2 separate regions of the Mus musculus genome follow, and region 2 is linked to region 1. A link is a loop called in an ENCODE intact Hi-C map of the cell type or tissue named here. Cell type or tissue: heart. All regions are shown on one strand.

Region 1 (8,000 bases):
GACCTTAAGAAAGAAACAATGGATAGGTTTTCAGTGGTTAGACACTCCCCTGCTTGTGTGTAGGTTGGATAGCTGTGCCTTTCCTTTTTATTCTTAACTTTTGTGATGTAATTATGATATGTATAATCCAAAACATTACAGAGTACGTACACTTAGCAATGAACACATTTTAATATATTTGTTTGTGTGTACATGTATGTGGAGATGCTTAGCAGCTCCATTATTGCTTGAAGAGACTGGAGATAGATAGACCACAGATATTGGGATTCCCAGCGTGGCAAGTTTCTCTGTAGAACAAAGACACTGTGCAGTAATCCTATTTGGGAATTTAATGTCACTACGAATGCATTACTGGACAGATCTAAGTTTTACTAACCTGTCCAATGCTGCTCTGTACTGGGGTCAGGTACTTCTCCTCAGCTACCCTGCTTCCTCGGTCTCCTCTTCTTCAGGACAACCCATCACCATTGTCTTTTACTGTTGACAACTACATGTGCATGAAGAATGTGTTGTAATCTTATCCAACCCCCACTGCCCAATCTCACTCCTTCCTACTCTTGCGGATTTCTTTCTTCTTTCCAACGAGTACCCCCAATGCCTGTGTCTTCTTGTGGGGTTGTAGGTCTTGTGCCAGTAGGTGTAGTTGCTGTGTGTTTACAATTATGATGGCGTACTACACCCAGAAAGAGAGGGTTTCATAGCACTCCTTCTCCACATTCTTATGCTTTCCCTATCTTCCTCTCCATGTTCTGCCACATTCCCAACCTTAGTGTAGTGTGTGTGTGTGTGTGTGTGTGTGTGTGTGTGTGTGTGTGACATAGACGTCTTGTTCAGGGCTGAGCACTCAATGTATTCTCAGCACTTTGACCATTGTGAGGCTGCATTCTTCGTTGCTCTCTGCACTACAAAAGCGTCTCTGGTCGAAGCTGACAGTGGCACTATCTACAGGAGTAAACACACTCATCTGGGAGGCAATTTGGCTACATTTCCATCTATCAACACATCGGCAGTACATCCCTCAGGCCTGGGACCCTGCCAGCCACAGGCTTTGAACAGGTTTGCAGACCTAGCCCATCCCACAGAGCAGACCACAGATCAAACTGGATAGTGCTTATTTAGCCCCAAAACATTCTTTTCACTATTGACCCGGTGAGCATACTTTGCCTGACGGGTCAGAATTGCACCTGCAGAGTCTGTGATGGTTTGTATTTGCTTGACCCAGGGTGTGGCCTTGTTGGAGTGGGTGTGTCACTGTGGGTGGGGCTTTAATACCCTCATCTTAGCTCTCTCAAAGAGTCTTCTCCTAGCAGCCTTCAGATGAAGATGTAGAACTCTCAGCTCCTCCTGCATCATGCCTGCCTGGATGCTGCCATGCTCCTGCCTTGACAATAATGGACTGAACCTGTGAACCTGTAAGCCAGCCCCAGTTAAATGTCCTTTATAAGAGTTGCCTTGGTCATGGTGTCTGTTCACAGCAGTAAAACCCTAACTAAGACAGGGCCCATAGCTGAGAGAGATTACTGCTGACTTTCCCCTCCCAGCAGCCTACATAGTACTGTCCAGCAGTATGGAAACTTGCCAATAGGGGACTTTCAGCCTCAGCTCCATTTCTGTGATCTCATTTAAAGCATGCAGTGTCTCCAGCAATAGGCTTCATTATCTACTTCTGGTGTCCCGCTCGTGCCTTTGAAGATGTTATGTTCAAAGCACGTAAGCTAGCATGTTGCTAGCATTTTCCTGGCTGGGGGGTTGTTTAGTGTTCACTCCTGATAAGGTTCTAATATGTACAAATTGTGTCCTCATTGGTATAGCACCTAAGGAGCAACCCCTGCCACTGAGCCCCGTTAGTGGGGACATTAACTGATTTTGAGTTGAGCTCTTTACTCGGAGTCCGAGGGAATCCCCTGGCCCCCAGTAAATAGTCTGTAGCAGATACTAATGGTGCCTGCCATTTTGCCTTCTTCATTCTAAACCTTCCCTTTGTGTTATAAGAAGTGATTCTGGAGAAGACACACAATGACTAGATTGTTAAAAAAAAAGGAAAACATCTGGCTTAGCATGCATCGAGAGCCCTTGCATTGATGCATCAAGAATAACATTAGCATGGTGTGGGGATGCTTTCTGGAAGGGGAATACTGGATTTCTTTCATGCATTATTCCTTATATACCATCATCAAAAGAGATGCCCCAGCCAAACCATTTAGGCCAGAACAGCGCAGCCATGACTAAAGGTCCCTGCCAGCACCCACTCTCTGCCATCCGCAAGTTTAAGATCCGTGTGGAGGACAAACATCCACACTGCAGCAGAAAGAACTTCAGACGGAGACTCAGCGAGCTCACAGGCTGACTTCTCCACACAGTCATCTCAACAGCAGGTTTCAACCTGTGGGTCGAATGACCCTTTCTCAGGGTCACCTGAGACCACCAGAAAGCACGGATATTTACATTATGATTCCTACAGCAGAAACCTTACAGTTATGAAGTAGCAACAAAAATAGTTTTATGGTTAGAAGTCACGCATAACGTGAGGAACTGTATTAAAGGGTCACAGCATTAGGAAGGTGGAGGACCACTGGTTTAGGACAAGCATATCATAAACTGGACTCTTCACAGCTCCCACAAACCCTTGCCTGCTGTAGAATTCAAATCAGTGAACAATACCATTGTGTACCCAGATGCCAGGGCCAAAAAATAAATAAATAAATAAAAAAAAAAAAAAAATAAGACGCACCCTTAACTTCTTCCTTTCCTGACTCTAACTAGCAACTTTGGTTGGTTTTACTAACTAGGTTACTAACTAGGTTTTACTAGTTACCTTTGGTTGGTGTTTTAGCACAAAAACAGGACGGGCCGCTTGCCAGAAACCCATTTTGTCCACTTCACACTGTCTCCTCTAACCGGCTTTATTTCAAGCCACACAGATCAACCCAAGGCACAGGTGGCTAGAATATGTCCTTGAAAACATATATGCAAATCACACACGCTCATGCAAACCAGAAATACCTTAAAAATTCCTGGAAATCACCCTGACTTGGCATATCCAGGACACACCTCCAAATTGAGGTTTCTTATTTTAATTGAGATTGGTTTCTACCAGAACAGTCACTACTGGGGCAGGTGGAGCTATTTAAACCTTGAACCACCAGAGGGCGCACCACCACGCCACAACAGGCTTGAGGAATGGGAGAGGTCACGTTTGAAAAACAAAAGAATAATAGATATGTGTCTACACACGCAAAACACCTACACATATAAAATATTAGATATTTATTATTTATCATTCATTTATTTTAAATATTATTTATATCCAAATTTAAATAATAATTCATTATTAGTTTAATGAAATATTTTTGATTTAATTAATTTAAAGTTAATTTATTTTGTTTATTTATACATTATAAATTTATAAGATAAATATGATTTATCTATAGATTATTAATTTAATAATATTTAATTTAATTTATAATTAATTAATTAATAGGCATTTGTTTTAAGTATTTATTATTTAAACCCTATTTTATTTTAATGTGTGTGGGTGTTTTGCCTGCATGAATGTCTGTGTCACATGTGTGTGACGGCTGCCCACGGAGGCCAGGAGGAGGTGTCAGACCCCCTGGAACTGGAGTTACAGTTATTATGGACATGCTCGGGAAATGCCCCCATCCTCTGGAAGGGCTGCAGTGCCCTTAAGCCATTATTTCTTTATTTATTCTGAATTCAAGCCAGCCACCTTCCTCTACTTTTTGCCATATGCATGGATTCAGGCCATACACACACACACACACACACACACACACACACACACACACACATGTTCTTTCTTTTTTCCGAGACAGGGTTTCTCTGTATAGCCCTGGCTGTCCTGGAACTCACTTTGTAGATCAGGCTGGCCTCGAACTCAGAAATCCACCTTCCTCTGCCTCTCAAGTGCTAGGATTAAAGGCGTGCGCCACCACACCCGGCTGGTCTTTCTTATTATTGAATGAAGAAAAGCAACTATGAAACTTCAACTATTCTTTTCCTCAAGGTCAAGCTCCATTTAATATTTTTAAATTATTCATCGTTTGTACGCATGCGTTTGTATTTGTGCATATGCATGTGGAGGCCACAGGTTGGTTTAGCTACACTGACCAACCAGCGAGCACCAGGGGTTCTCAGGTCCCCGCCTCCCCACCACTGAGCCTACAGCACTTGGCTTTTTAATGTGTGTGCTGGGAACCAAACGCAGGTCTCTATGCTTGCATGGCACAACACTCAACTAGCAGAGCCATCTCCCCAGCCCTTCAAACTCCATCTGTAACAGTCTTGTCACATGTCTCAACTTTCCATTTAAGAACTTCCTTTTTTCCCCCAACATAATATATTTATTGATTATTTAGAAACTTCACACACTGCACCATGATCACCCTTGCTTCCCACTCCTCCTAGGTCTGCCTTCTTGGAGCTTGGTCAAGCTCCCAGTGGCCAACCCCTTAAAGATAACTGAGCCTGCCCCCCTCTTCACTTCCTCCGTAGGCCATCTTCTCTGAAGAGCTACACTTAAGCATCTTGATCATACTTTTTAGGGAGTCTCTTCAATGGCTTCCTGTCTAGACTGGTTTGGTCAGGGTTTGGGGGGTGAAGGGGTTGTCACAGAACCCTTCAATGTCTCTCCTTCTCAACTCTGAGTCTGCAGTCATTTATTCCACTACAGAAGATGCTTCCTGCCCACAGCAGCCAACAGCAGCCAGGATCGTGGACTTCCTCCTAGATTTCAGTGGCGTTCCACAGACCACATACTTCAGTACGGTCTCAGGCAGCCATACAGAAAACGGACATCTACACAGCCTCCAGTGGGAGCACAGACCGTGTACATCAACATGGCCTCAGATGGCAGCATGATCCACAGATATCTATGAGTTCTCTGGTGGTAATAAGATCCACAAACATCAGCCTCGTCTTAGATGGCAGCATAGACCACAGACAACAATTTGTCCTCTGGTTGTAACATGGACCATGAACACTAATGGCCTCCAGCAGTAGCACAAACCACAGACACCAATATGGTCTCCAGTGACAGCATGGACCATGGAAGTCTTTCTGAGTAAGCCCAATCCAGAAAAGTGAATGGTCTCCATCTTAGACATCCTATTGATGCTCAGAGACAGGGTGACTGTGCAGCTGGGCTTCACATTCAGGCTACTGCATACCACTCTGCCAGCCCTAATCGGAAACAGCATGTTTCCCAGTCCACTGCAGCTGCGCTCTTGCGCTCTCGGTCCTCCACAGCTGTGCTCCCAGTCCTCCACTCCTGTGCTCCCAGTCCTCCACTCCTGTGCTCTCGTACCCATCACTGCAGGTCTCTAGTTCTGCCATCATCCCATGGCTCCATCACACACCTATTCATCAAAGTGGCATTGCAAACTGCAGTGTGTCACCCAGTGTATTTTTGGCCCAAACAGGTCAATACCTATTGCAAGGAGTCATTGGTCTGGTTCAATGTTTCTGGTTTCTGAAACACCATAAAAGCTGGATTATTGCTGAGACTCGTCTCAGATATTCCATTGTTGTCCAGAGTCAAGGTGATCTTGTGACTGTGCAGGGCGTTAAGAGGGCAGGATCTGCCCTCATGAGCTCCAGGCTGATGCACAGCTCTCTGCCCTCAGTTCCAGCTGCCCCAGCCACCCTTAGCTCTCTGGCTGCAGGCCAGGTGCACTGGTTCACACCTCCCAGTGGGCCAAGGACCAACCTTAGCAATGGCATGCTCCTTTGTCTGCTGTTCCTATACCTATCTATCACAACCACATCCCTGGTTTAGCCACTCTCAACCATGTAAATGGCTCTGTTCTGACATATTTCCTTCCAATTTCATGGGACCGCTTTTTAAAAGCATCTTCCCAGAACATCTGCTTTTCTTCTTGTCTTGCTTTGCCTTGCCTCGCCTCACCTCTCCTCTCCTCTCCTCTCCTTTCCGTTTTCTTTATTCTCTTTTCTTTTCTTCTCTTTTTTTTCTTCTCCCCTCCTCTCCTCTCCTCTCCTCTCCTCTCCTCTCCTCTCCTCTCCTCTCCTCTCCTCTCCTCTCCTCTCCTCTCCTCTCCTCTCTTCTCTTTTCTCTTTCTTTTGCTCTCTTCCTTTTTCTTTCTTTCTTCCTTTCTTCCTTTCTCTCCCTCCCTCCCTCCCCCCCTCTCTCTCTCTCTTTCTTTCTTTCTTTCTTTCTTTCTTTCTTTCTTTCTTTCTTTCTTTCTTTCTTTTTTCCTTCCTTCCTTCCTTCCTTCCTTTCTTTCTTTCTTTCTTTCTTTCTTTCTTTCTTTCTTTCTTTCTTTCTTTCTTTTTTTCTTTCTTTCGAGTTGTTCCAGAGATACTTTGGGCTCTGGAGACTCCTCCTCAGCATCCACCCCCCACCCCGCATCCCCCCTTGTAGCCTCCACAGGCCTCTCAGGCTCCTTGGAACTGCTCCATAGTCATACTGGTACCACAGCCGCTACCATCATGAATCAAATCTCTGATCTAAGAACTGTCTAGCAATCTGTATGGCAATACATGTTGGAAAGTTCTTCAGAATATTAGAGCTCTCTGGAAATTACTATCTCATCTTCAGCACGTACAGGGTTCCAGAGACGGTTTCATTTCTATTTTAAGTAACCTTTAACACATAAAATAATCTTCAAGGTTACCATTCCCATTTTGCAAAAGAGAAGACTGAGGTATGGGTCCTTCAGCAACCTGATGGAGACCACGCGACCACAAGCTCAGCATTTGAATGAAGATGATCAGAAAGTAAAGTTTATGTTTCTGCTCCTTGGGCCTCATCTTGGTAAATCTTTCTCTCTGAAGTTCACCTCCCCCCTTTCAGCCCTTCCTCCTCACTCTCTTTCCTGAGTGCAGACATGGCTGTATGTGACCCCAGAAGTCCTCTGCCACACGTAGACACAAATTGCTCCCCAGCCTTCTTGATTTCCATTCATATTTCCAATTAAAACATGGCCAGCCTCATGCTGTATTCTCCGAATCTCCCCTTTCCACTGTGCTGAACACAGAAGTCCGGAGTTAGAATGAGTTAGACTCTCCAGAGCCAAGGCCTTGAGTGTCCATGATTCTCAGAGCCAACAACTCAGGAGAAATGTGTAACCAGTACGAACAATGTTGACGAGCTTTGTGGGTGGTCCCTACACATGACAAGTTCCATGCTCAAGCACCACCTTTGTTTCTTCGAAAAGAGAAAAAGCAATTTTCACTTCATATTTAAACCCTTTAAACCTGGCACTTGGGAGGCAGAGGCAGGTGGATCTCTGTGAGTTCAGGGCTAGCCTAGTCTACTGAGTGAGTTCCAGGTCACCCAGGGCTACACAGAGAAAGCCTGTCTCAAACAAGACAGAACAAAACAAAATGAACATCAAGATAACTGCATATAAAGCATTAAATGCATCAAATGTATTGTTGATGTTTAGAGCATTTTCCCCCGCAAAAGGATAAAGAGAACATCCTAGAAACACAGTGTTTAAAGTAGAAAATGAACCAGGAATCATAGCAGCATCAGGCTTCTGAAAAGTGACCTTGGGAAATAGATGTCTAAGAGTGAATGGCTATACAATAAATAGTTAGGGGAAATCTATATTCCACTAACAATCACAAGGAAAAGTCTCTACCCAGCCAAAGTGTCTATAAAGTGCGCATGCCGAACATGACCGGCTTTATAACATTTTAGTCCTCTCAACACTTCCTGGGCAGCACTATAATTATAATGAACTGAGTAAGTCATGCCAGAAAAATATGTGGGGTCTAAGAAATGGAGGAATCCTGTCTAAGGCAGAAGAAATACCAAGGAAGGGCTCTCCTAGCTTGGTGTGGGGCATAGATAGCCCACTAAGCCCCTGGAGCAGGGGACTGGTGCTCCGGGGGAGACATACCCAGGATATTATGAAGCTGATGGAAGTGGAGGGTTGTGTTAAGAGGGGCAATACATTGTGCTGCAAACTTTGAGAAGAGCCAGTGTCGAAGTATATAGACTACTAAGGAAAAGC
Region 2 (8,000 bases), 250 kb after region 1:
ACTAATCTTTCTCAGACTTGTAAAAAGTGTCCAGCATTACGCTGTCATCAAAGCCAAATGAGGGCACTCACAGGAGGGGAAACGACAGGACAGAGGAGAAAACTCCTAACCAAAGAGTCGCAGCTCAAGTTCAACAGCACGAGAGACGTCACCAGGACCCAGCGGGGCTTAGGCCTGGGGCTCAACAAACAAAGCAATGAACTAAAAGATGAAAACCATACGAATGCTTTGACACATGCAGAAAAAAGATTTAGCATCCCTCCGTGATGAAAACTCTCCACAGATTAAGCAGAAAAGAAATATACCTTACCAAAAAGATACGGAAAACACATAGGTAACCTCATATTCAATGGGGATGAGTTGGAAGTTTTCCCTTTATTTAATTAAGAGAAGTATGCCTGCTCTTGCCACTTTTACCTGACAAAATACTGGAAGGTCCCATCAGAGCAATAGGGGAAGAGAAATGGGGGGAAGGAGGAGGAAAGGAAAATGGGGAAAGGAAGGAAGAAGGGAGGGAGAGGAGGGAGGAAGTGAGGGAAGGAGGAAGGGATGGAGGGAGAGGGAAGAGAGAAGGAGAGGGAGGGAGGGAAGGAGAGAGAGAAGGAGGAAAGAAAGAAAGAAAGAAAGAAAGAAAGAAAGAAAGAAAGAAAGAAAGAAAGAAAGAAAGGGGACAGAAAGGCATTCATATAGGAAAAGTGATTGTTGTGCCCTGAGTCCACAGAGAAACCCAGATGAGCCCAAGAATTATGACGTCCACTGCAACTCCCAAAAGAGTCTTTTATTGTTTCAAGTTTTAAAAAAAAATCACTGCGTGAATGCTTGGCAAGCGACCCTGAGTCCAGAAAACATTGGGTTTATATACAGTACAGTTAGAAATAGTGTGGATATTCACAGAAAAGGGGAGCAGAGGGTGGAACAGTACTGAAGCAGAAGGGGTTAATGGGAGTCTGTTCAGGGACTAATTTTATGGCCCTAGGCACTGTCTGCGACCTGACCTCCGCTTACCTTCTTCCCATGGTCTCCCTTGAGCTTGTTATTTCTCTAAGGTCTCGAGGACAGGCACCTGGAGTTCTTATCAGCAGGAGTGTTGGGTTTTAGAGACACAGAGGCAGGGAGAATGTCTCCTCAGAATGTGTCCTCACTATGGGTGATGCCATTCTAAAGCTAGGAGAGGGGGAGGGAGCCCCGAGCTACTGCAGGAGGATGCAGCACAGAAACCAACTGTCTGCTTGAAGGGGGTTGGGGGGAAATGATGGGATGAGATGGCTGTCCCTGCTGATGGTATGGCCGCTTTATGGGTGTTTATTTGCATACATGTATGCCTGTGCACCACATTCGTGCAGTGCACTAGGAAGCCAGAAAAAGGCATCAGCTCCCTCTAGGACTATCCTTAAAGAGGGTTGTGAACCACAAAGTGGATGCTGGGAACTGAGCTGCAGTTCTCTAGAAGAGCAGCCAGTGCTCTCAGAGCCTCCTTCTCTCCAGAACCAGGGGTGGCATGATTTTGTTCCATAAAGAAAACACAGAGGAAATTCTAGACATTCTACACACACACACACACACACACACACACACACCACACCACCACTGACTAAATAATTCAGTAACATTACAGGTTACTGTAATGGTACTCAACTGTTGGATATGAACATCCCAGAGGCCAGGGGAATCCAGAGGAGTGAAAACTTGTATATAGTTCACACAGGAATTACAAGCCAAACCATACCTATGTCTAAACATGCTGTGTCATTCCCTGGAGCCCATCTGGAGAGCCAACAGGATATTTATACTCAAAGGAGGGGAGAAAAAATGACAGGGTAGAGGGAAAGCCTCCAGGATAGTGAGGCCTTACCTTGGAAAGCACTGATGATTAGCGATATCTGTTCCTGAGCCAAAGGTAAGACTAATGACTTTGATATTATAATCATAATCAGAAAAATCTGTCACCACTGGAGAGGATATATGGCTGGGCTCAGCTCTCTATCTAACAAGAGAAGGTAATATTTTCAACACACGTGAGGATTTTTGTTTATCTTGGCTTATTATTAGGAAGCCCGTGGCCTCTACATCGTGTTGAAGTGCACGATGTACCCAGTCCTACCCCGTGTTTTCTATTATTCTTAAAGGATTTCAGCTGCACGATGTTCAACAACAACAACTTTTCTGCCGAAATCTGGCTTTTCTGAGATGACTATCCAGAGACAGAAGGCACGGATAATCAGACAGGGGCCTTCCTACCAGAGCTGCTTCGGTTTAACTTGAAAAATCTCACATCTGGGACCTAATGGCTAACATCTGAGGCACCAGGTCTTCCCGGAAGCAAGCACTTCATGCTCCCACAGTTCAATGTGCAACCCACAGATTGCTTGCCGAGGAATGGAAGCCTTCAGGGAGAGCGACGTTCCACCAGCCTCTGATTTAGCGTTCTCTGAAACAGCTGCAAATATCTTCCTCTTCTCTGGGGTTAAAAAAAAATGGACTCTAATTGCTGAATCTCCTGATTTAAACGGCTAATTCATCTCACCAAACGTGTGTTGGAAGGAAACTGAGCGCACCAGGCCCCTTCCAGATCATTCCACACAAGAGATATTGCATCTTATTCTGAAAAGATAATGGGTCAAATATGCTCTCAGTAGGTGCCAAATCAGTACAACCCCATTACTAGTGCCATGGGATGCTGGCCGCTGGCACCAGGGGTGGGTGAAGCAAGTTTGTCAGTTACATTGTCCCCTTAGCTTGATCTTCTATGAAAGACAATTAACAACAAGCCCAAAGTTGCCTACTGCTTTGAAATAAACAGTGCAAAAGTAAAAAGCTAACACTTGGGTCAGTTTTGTGTTGTCCTGTTTGAGACTGGGTGTCACTATAGCTTAGGCTATCAATTCTGTTTTAGCTTTCCAAGGGCTACAACAGCCAACACCTGCCACCATGCCGGGCAGGAATCACAATGTCAAGAGTGAAGTCCCCAAGCAGTGAGCTCCTGAGAAATGCTGTACTTCCATTGCCAACCCCACCCAGAGCCAGAGTCCCAAAGTTCAACTGTCCTTTAATACTCTAGAATCAAAAGATGGTTGTTAATAGTAAATAAATAAATAAACGGGGGAGGGGAGCTTTCAAGGGGCTTCCAACTTTAGGAGGAAGTCCATAAGAAGAGAAGATAAATCAACTTTCTGACTGTAAAAGAAAATATGAACAACTGCATGGAACTGTGCAAGCACACACACACACACACACACACACACACACACATTTAAAAAGCAGTCTATGGTTATTGTGCATGGAACAGCCCACAATGACCTCTCCCGATAACTCCCCACAGCAAATTCTCCTTTTTCTGTTTTCCTGCACAGTTTCAGGCTACTTCTTCAAGCTTATTTTATATGGCAACGATCAGTCCACATTCTGTGACTTGCAGATCTCCTCGCATCACCCCACCCCATCCCACTTTACCATCCATCCACTTATGTTTTTAAAGGCTGCCACCGCTGCCCGGCGACTCAGACAGAGCAACGACAGAGCAGGCAGCAGTACGTCATTCAGAAGTCTTTATTTTTATTGCAACAGAGAGATGTCTCGGGCTTGCAATGCAGAAAGAGCACCGGCTGGCTGTACTCCGTGCAAAGAGAGCATCCTGTGAAAGGGAAAGTGGGGTTTTATCAACAACGGGGGTCAATCTCCTCTTCTGAATGTGGTCCCAAGTACTGAGGCACCAGTGGAGAAAATGGTCAAACAGCGCCACCTAAAGGAGGAGCCAAGAAATGCAGCAGACGCGTGTCCGCGAAGATCTGCAGATCTTCCTGTGACAACAGTGACAGGAAGGCTGTATGATTGGTTTGTCATCACTTGAGAGAAACACGGATTCTAGGATATATTAAGGAGGAAATATTAGACCAGGCTCTACTAAACAATGGGGAGAAACCCTGTGTAGAGAAAAGTTTGTTTGTTTGTTTGTTCCATTCAAGGTTCCTGACATCTGAAATGATAGCCTAGGGAATCCTGCCTTATATCTGGAGCAAGAAATGAAGCATTGCTTCTTTGCAATCAAGGCACCCCACAAAACTCAAAACAAGCCCAGACTTTAGGAGCTGCCTTTTTGATTCATAACTAGTTTATTTTCAGAGTCTTCTGATTAAAAGGGACATATTACAAAGAAACTTTGCCCTTAAAGGCACACATGACTACTGCAGAATCTTTCCCACAGGGAGCAGCACTGACCTCTGGCCTCCCCATCTTCTCTTTGTTCTCCCTCTCCCTCTCCCTCTCCCTCTCCCTCTCCCTCTCCCTCTCCCTCTCCCTCTCTCCCCCTCCACCTCCACCTCTACCTCCACCTCCCCCTCCCTCTCCCCTTTAAGGTTAACATAAAACAGATCTCCACCCTCTCTGCAGATGGCAGCCTTGCCCAGGAGCGGTTCCTTTAAGCCACCTGTCCGTCCCAGGCCCTGACTCTAAGCCAGCCAAAGTGGGGAAGATTCAGTCACTATCGCCTTTCAACTCCTGGACCCCACAGTTAACAATAGAAATATTAGTCCTTTGCTATATGAAAGGCAGAAGTTTAAGTCCTTCCTTTAATGGGATCCTTGTTGAAATGCAACTGCGACTGACTCTGGCTTCGATTTGCCTTGGAGGAGCTTTTTTCATAACTCAAATCAAAGAGAAGAACGTGCATTCTTGCTAAATTCCAATACGTTTTATTGTTCATTTTGTGTCATGAATAGTGGTCTTGGGATTCAGAGCCTAGCTACACTGCCAGTGGCCCTACACCCTTCCCACCTGTGTCTACCAGACAGCCTGTGTCTGTCAGCTCTTCAGACATCACTAGTTGTCTAAGGTAACCAACATGACAGAATGCTTATTTTGGTTCACAGGGCTAGAAGTTTTACCCATGTTCTCTTGGCCTTATTGCTTTGGTCTAGTGATAAGCCAGCCTGTCATGGTGGGAGCATGTGGCAGAGAAGGCCTGTCCATGTCATGGTGGAAAACTAAGAAACAGGAAAGGGGAAGGTCCCTGATCCCCTCTAGAACTTACCCTCACTGAGCTAGCCTCCGCCTACCAATTCCTACCCTAAGGTTGGTGCCTATACTCAAGCCTTTAGCCCTAGGGACTACAGGGACGCTTACCCAAACCATAGCACACCCCTTCTCAAATTCAAAATTCACAGATACAATTCATAGGCCACATGAAGCTCAAGAAGAAGGAAGATCAAAGAGTGGATACTTCGGTCCTTCTTAGAAGGGGGATAAAAAATACCCATGGTAGGAGATACTGAGAAAAAGTTTGGAGCAGAAACTGAAGGAAAGGCCATCCAGAGACTGTCCCACCTGGGGATCCATCCCATATCCAGTTACCAAACCCAGACACTATTGTGGATGCCAACAAGTGCTTGCTGACAGGAGCCTGATATAGCTGTCTCCTGAAAGGCTCTGCCGGTGCCTGACAAATACAGAAGTGGATGCTCACAGCCATCCATTGGACGGAGCACAGGGTCCCCAATGTAGGAGCTAGAGAAAGGACCCAAGGAGCTGAAGGGGTTTGCAGCCCCATAGGAGGAACAATATGAACCAACCAGACCCCCAGATCTCTTAGGAACTAAACCACCAACCAAAGAGTACACAAGGAGGGACTCATGGATCCAGCTGCATAAGTAGCAGAGGATGGCCTTGTGGGACATCAATGAGAGGAGAGGCCCTTGGTCCTGTAAAGGATCGATGATGTCCCAGTGTAAGGGAATGCCTGGACAGGGAAGCGGGAATTGGTGGGTTAGTGAGTGGAGGGGGGGAGATGGGATGGGGGGTTTCAGAGGGGAAATGAGGAAAGAGGATAACATTTCCTCATTGTAAATAAAGAAGATATCTAATAAAATATATATAATTAAAAGGAAGGAAGGAAGGAAGAGATAGAGAGGAAGAAAAATAAAGAAAGAAAAAAGAGAAGAGAAGAGAAGAGAAGAAAAGGCAGCCAGAAAAACAGGACTCCTGCCCCCTGAGATCCAGTTTGCCACCTGCCAGTGTCTCCAAATGTCCAAGGGCAGTAGCAGATTCTAGAAGTGTGTTAAACATACATACACACACAAACACACACACATGCACACACAGAGAGAGAGAGCCACCCAGGCCCATATAGGCCCACTCCATCTGCTTTTGCCTTTTTTGTTTTATTTACTTGTTTGCTTATTTGTATTTGTGCATGTATGTCTGCACATGTGTGTGATGCTCTCAGAGACCAGAAGAAGGTGTCAGATCCTCTGGAACGAGAGTTACCCATAGCTGAGAGTCACCACATGGTTGCTGGGAACCAAGCCAAGGCCCTCTAGAAGAACAGCCAGTGCACTTAACTGGTGAGCTTAACTCCAGCCCTGACAATGCATTTAAACAAGATCCGGTTGATTCATTTGCACAGATTTATCAAGTCCTTAGTCCAGAGGAGTCAGCTCTGACTTGGCTAGAACCATCTGGGGACTTTCCAGAAATATTAATTATAAAAGTAACCTGGAGTGTAGCCCTCAAACAAAGCTCAAGGGGAATCAGCCTTAGGACCCATCTCAGGTGAGCACGGTTTCTGTGATCGTATACACACACACACACACACACACACACACACACACACACACACACACACACACACGGGTTCCTAGGCTCTGCTACAGTCAGGGATCTAGTTCTGACATTTGACTGAACCACAGCCCCTGATCCCTCAGGAAGCCTCCTTAGACTTCCCTAAAAAGTTCCTCAAAACCTATGGTTGCATGGGGCTGTTGTGCTCAGTAATTGTCTGCTTTTGTGCCAGACTGATTTTACAGAAACATAAAGAACCAGGGGCTAGCAGATAAAGGCACTTGCTGCCAAGACTGGCCACCTGATTTAGATTCCCAAAAGCCCACAAAATGACTTCCACGAGTTGTCCTCTGACCTCCATATTCCTACACTCCCCCCTCACACACACAATATCAATAAAAACATTTAATTGCAATTTTTAATAAAAAAGAAACAGGCAATGCCTTTCTTTTCTAAAAATTCATTCTGTATCTCATAGCACAATCATTAGCTGTGCAAAGCCCTCCACTGTTCTCTCTGCCCTTCTCCACGCTGATCCATAGGCAACCTCTCCAATAAGTGCCATATGTGTCCTTAAATATGCTCACATCTCTGTAGAAGTGAAAAGGGCTGATTGTGTGGTGTGGGGCTTTACATGACATAATCCTCCTCCTCTTCCTCCTCTTCCTCCCTCCTCCTCTTCCTCCTCTTCCTCCCTCCTCCTCCCTCCTCCTCCTCTTCCTCCCCTCCTCCTCCTCCTCTCTCCTCTTTCCTGCCCCCTCACTCACCCCCCTATCTTCTCTCCTCCCTTTGGCTTTCATTTTTTTTCTATGGAGTTCTACCAAAAGAGCCAGGTCAGATTCCTCCAAGGGAAGAGCCTCCTCTAAGATGTGTTGCTGCTCAAAATCAGATTGGCCCATAGAAGAGACCTCCTCTTTAAAATACGGCGTTATCTCAGCTTCAGACTACGGGAGGTTTCTTAGCTAAGTGGGGGAAACGTAGTTCAGTCACTTATCAGAGAGCGTCCTGGTCTTAATCCTTCTACACAGATGTGGGTAATAAATCAAAGCCAAGCCCCACAGAAAGGCAGCTTGGCTCTTGTAATCCTTAATTGAAATGTACACTGTTTGTATGTACATGGGAGATAAAAAGAACGTGTCTTTGAGCACGTTACCAGACCTATCTTTCAAATATGTCACATGGTACTTCTTTTTGTACAAAGAACTCTTACTTTCAATGTTAAATATAAGATACCAAGAGGAGAGAACGTGTAAGTGATGTACTCCTTGGCTTTGAGGTTCTGGGTGAGTTCACCATAACTTTGCAGTAACAAAATACATAATAATTGGGAACAAGTGTGGTTGCACCGACACCGGTACATAGGCGCGGGCCGGCGTGTCCTTGGGCTAGAGCGCGGGACGTCTGTCTTCGAGTCCGAACGTTCGTGGTGTTGACCAGCCCGGAACGAA

What was found. Hi-C counts contacts between places; a loop is a spot of excess contacts. Peaks named below come from ENCODE experiments on the same cell type or tissue, not always from the same donor. Only the 100,000 strongest peaks of a DNase experiment are listed, where the experiment ranks them.
Region 2: a loop joins it to region 1, with 6 times the contacts of the local background. A loop is called at or near these places in 34 of 42 quality-filtered maps.

What each region holds. Positions count from the first base shown.
Region 1 is chr19:24,618,878-24,626,877 of GRCm38, forward strand. No RefSeq gene overlaps it. Among named protein-coding and RNA genes, the nearest start is that of Tmem252, 51 kb to the right of the region's middle. In heart, a CTCF peak has its summit at 3,137 (motif pointing right); a DNase peak (open chromatin) is centred at 3,144.
Region 2 is chr19:24,867,747-24,875,746 of GRCm38, forward strand. It overlaps the pseudogene Gm10053. Among named protein-coding and RNA genes, the nearest start is that of Pgm5, 9.9 kb to the left of the region's middle. In heart, a CTCF peak has its summit at 3,753; no DNase peak of the experiment used is centred here; H3K4me3 peaks cover 527 bases; H3K27ac peaks cover 219 bases; H3K27me3 peaks cover 1,119 bases.